Regions from separate parts of the Homo sapiens genome. Here region 2 is linked to region 1. The links are chromatin loops, found by intact Hi-C in ENCODE. Cell type or tissue: heart left ventricle. All regions are shown on one strand. Links, peaks and the distances in the headings refer to the core of each region. The heading gives the core; the rest is flanking DNA. Region 1 overlaps LINC02204 (long intergenic non-protein coding RNA 2204). Region 2 has its middle 44 kb from the start of UACA.

The links. Peaks named below come from ENCODE experiments on the same cell type or tissue, not always from the same donor. Only the 100,000 strongest peaks of a DNase experiment are listed, where the experiment ranks them.
Region 2: a loop joins it to region 1, with 3 times the contacts of the local background. A loop is called at or near these places in 25 of 110 quality-filtered maps.

What each region holds. Positions count from the first base shown.
Region 1 is chr15:70,566,489-70,571,868 of GRCh38, reverse strand. It overlaps LINC02204 (long intergenic non-protein coding RNA 2204), which reads left to right. Exons shown (of 2, transcript NR_135691.1): 2 at 1-911. Among named protein-coding and RNA genes, the nearest start is that of LINC02204, 17 kb to the left of the region's middle. In heart left ventricle, for the core only: a CTCF peak has its summit at 2,535 (motif pointing left); no DNase peak of the experiment used is centred there.
Region 2 is chr15:70,804,564-70,809,943 of GRCh38, reverse strand. No RefSeq gene overlaps it. Among named protein-coding and RNA genes, the nearest start is that of UACA, 44 kb to the right of the region's middle. In heart left ventricle, for the core only: no CTCF peak of the experiment used is centred there; a DNase peak (open chromatin) is centred at 2,723; H3K27ac peaks cover 1,243 bases.

The DNA.
Region 1 (5,380 bases), core at 92-5,091:
CCTTTCCTGAGCTCTTTACCTCTTAGAGCTTGGTATCATTACATAGCATGATCATCACATACTATGTATGTCTGTGTGTTTGACATGTGGTTCATAGCTGGTGAACGGTGCTCTTCGTTTCTATAGGCAGGTAGGATGGACGTGCTTCGTAGGGCCTTTCTCCGCAAGCCCTGACATACACAGCACAGAGATGGGACAGCCCCCTACTACATCCTGCCAGATGTTGCTGGCTTATTTTAAAATTAGAAACGCCTATACAGTACCATAAACCAGTGATGCCAACTGGTTTATACTCCATAAGTTTGTACTCTTGGAAGTGCTAGGGTTGGTTGCAGCCTAATATTTAGGAAGAGTTTTGAAAGGCACTGTGACTTGTAGCTTCACACCTGTCTTCTTAAAAGCCTGGCCCTTTCCCGATTTCAGGTTGACATGTGCCTCCTGCAGGCACTGACACTGAGGCCTTACCGGTGACTGTTTCCTTATTGGTAAGTGTGTTGCTTTCCTAGGTGGAAACTCTCTGAGGAAAAAGATCACGTTACACGCACACAAGCACACACATACACATCTTTGTAACTCTCTGGCCCCCCATTGGATCTAGCAAAGATAACTTGGATGCTAGATATTTGCATACCAGCCAGTGTTGTCCAGCACTTTCGTTCAACTCTTTGACAACTATCGTCACATTCCTATACTGCTTGTGCTATCATTTGATTAATGTTTGTATTTAATTTGTCTCAACTTTTAGCTTGTGTAAACTTATTTTAAAAGGAAGCATTTGCATCTCTACCATAAATAGAAGACCAGAGTCATTTATCATAAATAAAGCATAACTGTAAAAATAAAGATACTGAAAATGAAATAATGTTATTCCCCTAAGAATTAAACAATAAAATATTGAGTAATAAAATTGAGTTGATTCACAAAATTGAATTCATTCACAAAATGAGATCCTCAGTGAGAAAAATGAGCAGCCAGTAATAAAAAATATTAAGCTTGATGTCACTTGATTGGAGATGATAATGGGTTTCTATGTCAATTAAATTATAATGTTTGTTAGTTTTGATGGTAGCCAGCCCTGAGAATTCCATAGTTAGGAAGGGCACCTCACCATTACCCAGATGGTAAATTTTAAAAAGTTAAAATGCCGGCCGGGTGCGGTGGCTCACACCTGTAATCCCAGTACTTTGGGAGGCCAAGGTGGGCAGATCACAAGGTCAAGAGATTGAGACCATCCTGGCCAACATGGTGAAACACTGTCTCTACTAAAAATACAAAAATTAGCTGGGCATGGTGGCACACACTTGTAGTCCCAGCTACTCGGGAGGCTGAGGCAGGAGAATCACTTGAACCTGGGAGGTGGAGGTTGCAGTGAGCCAAGATTGTGCCACTGAACTCCAGCCTGGCCACAGAGCAAAACTCTGTCTCAAAAAAAAAAAAAAAAAGTTAAAATGCTTTAGTGCATATTTTTGGTACATTTGAAAGAACATATGTATTCATCACTTATGTAAAATTATGAACTATAATTATTTTATTTTATGTTTTTTGAGGTGGAGTCTCCCTCTATTGCTCAGGCTGTAGTGCGATGGTGCGAACTTGGCTCACTGCAGCCTCCACCTCCTGGGTTCAAAGATTCTCTTTCCTCAGCTTCCAGAGTAGCTGGGACTACAGGCACGTCCCACCATGTCTGACTAATTTTTGTACTTTTAGTGGAGATGGGGTTTCACCATGTTGCTCAGGCTCATCTTGAACTCCTGACCTCAGGTGATCCACCTACCTTGGCCTCCCAAAGTGCTGGGATTATAGGTGTGAGTCACCATGCCCGGCCTGAACTATAATTATAAAGTCAACTTGTGAACTCACTGCCCACCTTAAGAACATTACTAATAACTGTGTGCTCCTCTCTGATCTCAGCCCATGGCTCCCTCCCTTCCTCAGATAAGAGTTACTCTGAATTCCCTTGCATTTAAAAATAACCACCTATGACGTTCTTAAACAGCATATTGTTTAGGTTTGCTTAATAAAAATGCTGTCATACTGTTAGTATCCTCTAGGAGACTAGATAAATAAATTACGGTCTACGTTGTACACAGCAGATGTTATTCCAGGTGAAAATGAACACATCAGACTGCACGTGACAGCTTGGATGGATCTGTGTGAGGCCAGAAGCTGGTCTCCAATGCTCATTCTGCTCAGGCCAACGGCTTTCACCTCTGCCTCAGGAAATGGAATTTAAAAGGTGGATGAAATTAAAAGGGCTCTCCTTCCTCCACCTTTAACCCCAGTTACTTCTTGTTCAGAGAGTCACCATAGCTGCCTGAGACTGATCTCCTTGGAAAGGCCTGCTTTGAAAGGTTGGCCCTTGGCTGGCATCTGGGAACTTGGATTTCAGGAGGGTTTCCACCATTCCCTAATAAGAATGGCTCACTGTGCCTAAGCTGTCCCAACAATATGCTTTATGTGGAACAGCGCTGTCCTTCTGAGAGTCTGGAATTGCGGTATGTGCTGGACATAGGGGTGCCTATGTAACCAGCTCCCCCTCTAGTGGCAACAGAAACCCTGGGCACAGAGTCTTTAATGAGCTTCCTTGGTAGACATTTGACATGTGTTCTCACTACTCCTTGCTAGAAGAATTAAGCTTGTCTTGTGCAACTCCCTGGGAGAGGATTCTTGGAAACTTATTCCTGGTTTCCTCTAGACTTTGCCCCAAGGGCCTTTCTCTTTGGGGATTTGGCGCTGTATCTTTTTGGTATAATAAATCATAGCCATGAGTGTGACTCTTTGCTGAGTCTCCTGAGTCCTCCAAAGAAATGTCAAACCTAGGTGTGGTCTTGGGGACCCCAACCCTCCTCTGAACCCTCTGTTTTTCCACACCACTGGGAGCCACTGAATAGAGGAGCTTGTGCTTTGCACTTTATACTTTAGAGGCCCCTGCATATCACACACACACACACACACACACACACACACACACACACACACACACACACACACACACTAAAGAACGCATGGCTGCCTCGACACTTAGAATCTGAAGCTCAATGCTAGCCCAGCACAACCTGCAACTCTAAGGACCAGCTCTCATGACTATGACCATTCAGACCCCAGGGAAACCCTTCCGCACATTTCTTGCCTTGGGTCCTGGAAAACTGCATCAAACACCATGAAGGCTGTGTGTTGTTCACTCCAACAGCCTCAGAGACACTGCTTCGGAGAACAGGGAGAATTTGAGCAGAAGTGCTTGGGTAAGAGAAAAGGCAAATTAATGAGTTTGTCAAATCCTTCCTCTCAGCTTGAATGCAATAGATTCTTGTATAACAAATTATTGTTTCCCAGTAGTGCCAAACATTCATTTTCTTGCTTCTCTGCATGTTCTAATTCCTGGTTCTGGAGATAAGAATGAACACAGAATTCACAACACTTGCATATGGATGCTGAGGCATATTTTGCAATAATCAATGATTCGTATTACTCTTAAATTACTATGTATGCAGCTCAAGACGTGACGTGTAAAGTGTAACATTGGCAAACATATATTGAATACTAGAATTGTAAATTTTTATTTGTATAAAAATATTTAATATCTAATTTTAAATGTTTGTTTCAGCTTTAAGTACCTTTGGTTAAAAATATTCATATCCATTAATTATGATTTATATTTTGCTTTTTATAGCAATTTAGAATATTTTAGAAGAAAAATAACTTGCTGAAATCATATTTGAAAAATATTCAATTTGTACATAACTTTAAGATATTTAAAAAATAAAAGTATAATCACAGTTTATTCTCTTTGAATACAGTTATACTTTATTTTTAAATCTTTGACAATTATTATCAATGGAACAAAGTTTTGTAAGGATTAATGTACTTGAAGACTTTGCTAAAATGAAGGCAAAAAGTGTATATTAATATGAAATAATATATGGATTATGTCTCTATTTTATTACTCATCCAAATATCAACAGCCCATCCATCAATGGGCTGCACAGACATGTACAATAATTGAATCCATCTTTGATATTGCTAAGACTTTCAGTCGTATCTAAAAACCACAACTTTATTCATCCTTTAAAATTGTTATGAAGGTATTTGTGGGTCAAGGTAGCAGCAGAACATCATGTGTTATGAGATGGCAGCCTGAGTGGTAACTCACACATGTAGACACATGGTATGTGGTCCCCATTTGTCAATTTCCCTGGCCCCTGCCAATGTTTGGGCTGTTTGGGCAGGCCTGCGTACTCTCTTCATTTTTTTTTTTTTTTTTAGATGGAGTCTCTTCTCTATAGCCCAGGCTAGAGTGCAATGGCGCGATCTCGGCTCACTGCAACCTCCACCTCCAGGGTTCAAGCGATTCTCCTGCCTCAGCCTCCCAGGTAGCTGGGATTACAGGCGTATGACCCCATGTCCGGCTAATTTTTTGTATCTTTAGTAGAGACAGGGTTTCACTTTGTTGGCCAGGCTGGTCTCGAACTCCTGACCTCATGATCTGCCCACCTTGGCCTCCCAAAGCGTTGGGATTATAGGCATGAGCCACCGTGCCCGGCCCTCTCATCTTTACGCATAGCCAGAGAAGGATGTGGTTCTTGGCATGGCAGAAGGCCTTGGAGCAGGATGCCGGGCAACTGTGCAGACCAGGCCACGGCTGCCTTGTATACGTGTCACTGGAGCGAAGGCCACGCCGAGGCCAAGGAAGGGAGAAGTCCTGGGAGTCACCCCAAGGTCTTTGTGAGAGGCCCAGGGAAGCTTCCTCATGCACATTCTAAGGTCCCCCAGCAGCACAGGGCCCTGCCCACCACACTCACAAACATGGATCCTGTGGAACACGCTGCAGTGTGAGGCTTGGGTGAGAGGATTGCAATTTTAGCTCTGCCACTTTCTTCCAAAGTCACTCTGAACGAATCCACTTGACCTCTCGGATCTTGTTTCTACATATGTCAAATGGGAATCCTAATTCTCATTTTCCAGGGCTGTTGTGCAAACTGGGGATATGTATTTAAAGTATATCACATGGCCCCTGGGATGTGGCTTAATACCTGCTAACCAATAATCTAGCACAGGGAAACTGAGAAAATATGTTAAATGAGAAGCTATGGTCATCCTGGCAGTTAGTAGCAGAAAGAGCCCAGGCATTTGGAGGCCCAGTCTGATGTTCTTTACCTTTCCAAGCCCTGGAAACCCACATGTGCTCTGCCACCCATTTGCTCTCCCACCCAGCCCCGGGTTCGAGGTGGTGGCTGTCCTCTGAGCTGCGAGGTGTCCAGGTCCGAGCACCAGCTCACTTTCCTCAGGATCTAGCTCTGAGGATTTACAGCCAGGCTGGGCGCCCACTGGAGGTCCCCTTACCTGTAAGTTATTCCACCGGTAATTAGATTTCTTTCTGTTG
Region 2 (5,380 bases), core at 313-5,312, 240 kb before region 1:
AACTGCTTAGCTCCAGATGTGGGGCAGCAGTAAAGACACAGGGAAATGGGGAAGGGGTAGAAATCTCTTCCCCTCTCCTTCCCACCTTTCCCCACTGGTAGTCTCTTACCACCGGTAGCAGTAGAACAATAAAAATAAACAAAGGGCTCAAGCGGTAGCACCACCATGCACGTGTGACAATGACCTTGTAGTCTCTGACATCCAAGCTGGCATCAGATGTGTCTGCAGGCTGCTGAGGCTGTGGGCAGCAAGAGCCTCTGTCCTAGGTTTCCCCGGGCTTTACCTTCTGCCAAATCATGCCTTTAGCTTTCAATACCAAGGCCACAGTGAAAACAAGCAGGCAAGAAGCCTGTTCTTTCTAAGGATAAAATGGGGACAGGAGCAGCGGTGGAAATATCATTCAGGGATAGGAGGCAGATCTGCTCTGGGCTGAGGTCAGCGTGGGTGGCTCAGTGGGCCTATGCAGCCTTGGAGATGAAATGGGTTCCAGAGGAGACCTGGATTATTGTTCATGTCATTCCCCATCCCCACACTTGGAATCTAGTCTGGGAAATCTTTCAGACTGGCCTCAGCCACTGGCGTTTTGCCCCTCCCTCAGGCCTGAGTCCTGCAGTCCCTCTCTGCAGTTGCTGTTCCCAGGACACTGACCCAAAAGTCTCCTACGCTTCAATTTTCCTAATCATTACAACAAAAACACCCTTGCCAGCTCATCCTGTATGTCCAGCAATATGCTAAGTAACCCACGTACATCATCTCATTTAATTTGATCACCACTGACTCAATGGAGTACGTTTGATTATCTTCATCTCATGGAGGAGGAAACTAAGAGATGGAGAAGTCAGGTCTTCTTAGAGAACTTTACAGAGATAGTGAGCGATGGGACTACGATTCGAAGAGTGGCCTGTTTGACTCCATGCTCTCTTGATTCTACTGCCCAAATATTTGTAAGGCGTATGAGTTTGTTCTAACATACTCAAAAGCAAGAAATGTAACATTACGAATGTGGCAAACCCTCACTAGACAGGGCCAGCAAGATGGCCAGTATATGTTTTTTTTATTTTTTTATTTTTAGTAGAGAAGGGATTTTGTCATGTTGGCCAGGCTGGCCTCAAACTCCTGACCTCAAGTGATCCACCTGCCTCAGACTCTCAACGTGCTGAGATTACAGACATAAGCCACCTTGCCCGGCCCTCTATCATAACCCATTTCTCCTAAAAAAAAAAAAAAAAAAAGGCAGCACTCGCATGATAAAGCTTATGAAGTGTGAGAGGAAGAGGAAATGAGGCAGAGAAATAGTGAAAACCAGACAGGTGCAGTGGCTCACGCCTGTAATCCCAGCACTTTGGGAGACTGAGGCGGGTGGATCATTTGAAGTCAGGAGTTCAAGATCAGCCTGACCAACATGGTGAAACCCCGTCTCTACTAAAAATAAAAAAAATTAGCCGGGCGTGGTGGCATATGCGTGGTGGCACATGCCTTTAATCCCAGCTACTCGGGAGGCTGAGGCAGGAAAATCGCTTGAACCTGGGAGGCGGAGGTTGCAGCGAGCCAAGATCGTGCCATTGCACTCTAGCCTGGGCGACAGAGCAAGAGTCTGTCTCAAAAAAAAAAAAAAAAGAAAGAAAGAAAAGAAAAAAAGAAATAGTGAAAACCAACAAAGTGGGATAATAAAGCTGGCTGTGGCACCCCATGAAATAGAAAGAATCACCAAGCCACACTAGAGTCTCTGGGGAGGCCACATAAAGCCATTGCACCTCAGAGCAGTGTGTTAGGGAGAATCATCAAGAACCTATCTGTTACTTGGGTCTCTCACTGCTCAAAGTTCACACCATGGGGCATTAGCTGCCCCCTACTTTGGGTTGTGTACCTGGGCCAGCCTCAGCGGACCTAGGTAAGGTTGGACATGGAAGTGGGTGCTGGAGCTGTTTCAGCTCCTTCCCATCGCAGCAGGCATAATGAAGTTCATGCCAAAACCCAGCACTCACCCCCAGGGTGGCTGAGACAGCCTGCTGTGTTGGGAAGTGGGGTGTCGGTGGAAGCAGGGGCTCTCCCTTGTGCAAGTGGTCAGGAGAAGGCCTTGGGGGCAGGCAAGTGACCTTAGGCAGATCTGGCTCTCCATTTCTTTCAACAACAAGTCTAAATTCTTTATCACAGCATCCAAGACTCTCCCCAGGGTGGCTTCACCCTTTCTTTCCGACCTGGTCCTCTTTGCCTCCACACCACCTCATTTCAGTGCCACTGTTTGCCCAGGAAATTCCTACATATGAAGGAGAAAAAGGGACCTCTCTGAGTGGTCCCATCTCCGGAGGCTGTGGGTTTGGCTGGCAGAACAATGTTTTGGTATAAATTGGAAAAATTGTTCTTCCTGGTTTCAGCTCATGCCAGAGTGCACAGTGGATTTCAACATGCCCCTTGGCCACCCATGCGTGGAGGCCTTGCCAATCATACTAAATCCCAGGTGAGGAAACAGGCCAGAGAGGTGGAGGCTCTTGCCCAGGTCACACAATCGCTTAATGACAGACCCAGAGGGGCGACTCAGCTCCTGATTTGAACCAGGCTTCTTTGCCTCCAGCGGGGCAGCCTTGAGATCACCCCACCCCCATCCCACATAGAAACAGTTTTTGAAAATTGCCAGGTGTGTCTGGCATTGACCCTGTGTTCTGCCCTGTTCGGTGCCCATGACTATGAGAAAAGGCCTGCGTCCCAGCTTTCCCTTCCCCACCCGTGACCTGTAGAGAAGAGGCCCCTGGGCCTTTGCCAGTGACCTCATGGGGAACTGCTGCCTGCTGACTTCCTGTTTTTATATTCTTTCTCCTCTGCTTATTTTTTCTGCTTTGTTGTTCTTTGGTCATTTATGGTTCTCCTCCAGTAGCCCACTCTGCAAAAACTGAACTTAATTTTTTGTGATTATTTTAAATACATGTTTCGATAAAGAGACATTATACTTTTTTTTTCCTTTGAGGAATTGGAGTTGAATGTTATTTCTCCCCCCTCTTTATCTCCCTCCTCTTTCCCATGCTTCATTTCCAAAACTAGAATCTTTAGGTTTCATAGCTTAGAAGAAACAAACTCAAAAGCTGTGTCTGCAAGTACCATGTGAATTCCAGGATTCTCTCTCTAGTAGAGATCCCTCTTCTGCTGGATGCTGGAAAAGTCGAACAGGAAGAGGTCTCCTAGCCTTCCCACCGTTGATATCCTTAGCTATCAAATTTACAAGTCCCTGCTTGAAAACCGTGTGGACTCTCCATTTCTTTCAAGATGAAGCCCAAATACCTAAGGGTGAGGACCCGCCAAAGGGCTGCCCAATGAAGCCTTCCAACTTGGTTCACCATTATTCCATTTGTTTCTACACCCTCTCTTCCACCCCGTTTCCTCTATTCCAGCCACAGTGCAGTTCTCACCTTTCCCGAAACCACTGTGCTCCTTCATGTCTCTGTACTTCTGCACCTGCTCTTCCTCTGCCTGGAATCCTTTTCCCTTTCTTTGCTTCATGGACTCTTATTCATCCTTCAAGGCCTAATTCAAATGTCACCTTCTCAGGAATGCCTTAGCCAACACCTCCAAGCTGAGTTTACTACTCTTTCCTCTATGTTCCTTCTACACTTTGTCCTGAAGAGTAAATATAAATGTATTTGAGAGCCATTTTTATTATTCTAGTCTCCTCTTTCATTGGATTACTCATAGGTATTTATACTTACTTATAAGTGTTTCTGTCAGGTATAAATATCTTTCTTACCTATTCTGTGTATGCACATAAGTGTGCAAAGCCCTTGGGGGAAGGTGTGAACTGAAAGGTTGGCCATTCATATGTTGATTTCCCAGAGAGAGGTTGTAGATCATTTAATAAGAAACCAGAACCTGGGGCAGGTAGAAAAAGAAATGCTGTGTCTTCAGGGCCATGCTTGTCAAAACCACCGATGTCAGAATCACCTGGTGGGGCAACTTTTAAACAGTTCTGGTTCCTGGGCCTGGCCTTCAACCTTATGAACCCAGGTTCATAGGTTCCAGGAATCTGCATTTCTTTAAACCATCAAAAGATTCTCTTGTACCAGAGTTTGAAAACCACTGATCTGGGTGCTTTGGGAGCTAGAGTTCATATGCCACAAAACTGTGCTTGTCAAGACCATTAGTTGTCAAACTTCCTGAATGTCTACCTTAGTGACTGCTTTTCAAGCTTCATCTGAATGCTGTCTTGGTGGTGGTATCTGATGCACTTGAGCATTGCCTGATTTTGGAAACTCTTCACTCCCTCACCTTCTATGATACTGCTTGTTCTTGGTTCATACCTTAGCTTTTTAATCACTCATTTTCACAATCCCTATCTGGGTCCTCTTCCTCCTAATGCCTCTTCACTCTTGGGTCTTCACCTTGGCCCCATCCGTGATATTCCACACCAGACCTACAGCTTCCACTGCCACATGGAGATGCTGGTGGTGTTTAAACTATTTCCAGGCAGATGCTCTGCTTGGCCTCCCTCCTATACATACAGCTCCCTCCTGGAACTCTCCACTGGATGACCCCAGGCATCTCAAATCACACATTTCTAAAACTATTAATGTGTATCTCCCTCCAGTTTCCTATCTTTGTGGGAGACAACCTCTTGGACACTTAGATACCAGAGAGTTACCCCGCCCCTGCCTCTGACTAGCTGCATCACCTTGGACATGTTATTTATTTCTCTCTGCCTCCATTTCCTCACCTGAAATACAGACATATGGCAGTGCCTGGTTCATTGGGTTGTGAGGATTAAATGAATTCATGCTTATAAAGTGCTTAGAACAGTGCCTGGTTGCCGAGACCAGCTCGGCTGGGGAGACCCTAACCCAGCAGCGCTAGAGGAATTAAAGACACACACATAGAAATATAGAGGTGTAAAGTGGGAAATCAGGGGTCTCACAGCCTTCAGAGCTGAGAGCCTCAGCAGATATTTACCCATGTATTTATTAACAGCAAGCCAGACATTAGCATTGTTTCTATAGATATTCAATTAACTAAAAGTATCCCTTATGGGAAATGGGATTAACTAAAATTATCCCTTATGGGAAACGAAGGGATGGGCCGAAATAAAGGGGTGGGTCTGGCTAGTTATCTGCAGCAGGAACATGCCCTTAAGGCACAGATCTCTCAGGCTATTGTTTGTGGTTTAAGAACACCTTTAAGCGGTTTTCCGCCCTGGGTGGGCCAGGTGTTCCTTGCCCTCATTCCGGTAAACCCACAACCTTCCAGTGTGGGTGTTATGGCCATCATGAACATGTCACGGTGCTGCAGAGATTTTGCTTATGGCCAGTTTTGGGGCCAGTTTATGGCCAGGTTTTGGGGGCCTGTTCCCAACACCTGGTATGATGGAAGTGTTTAATAAGTCCAGGCTGTTAGGCCGGGT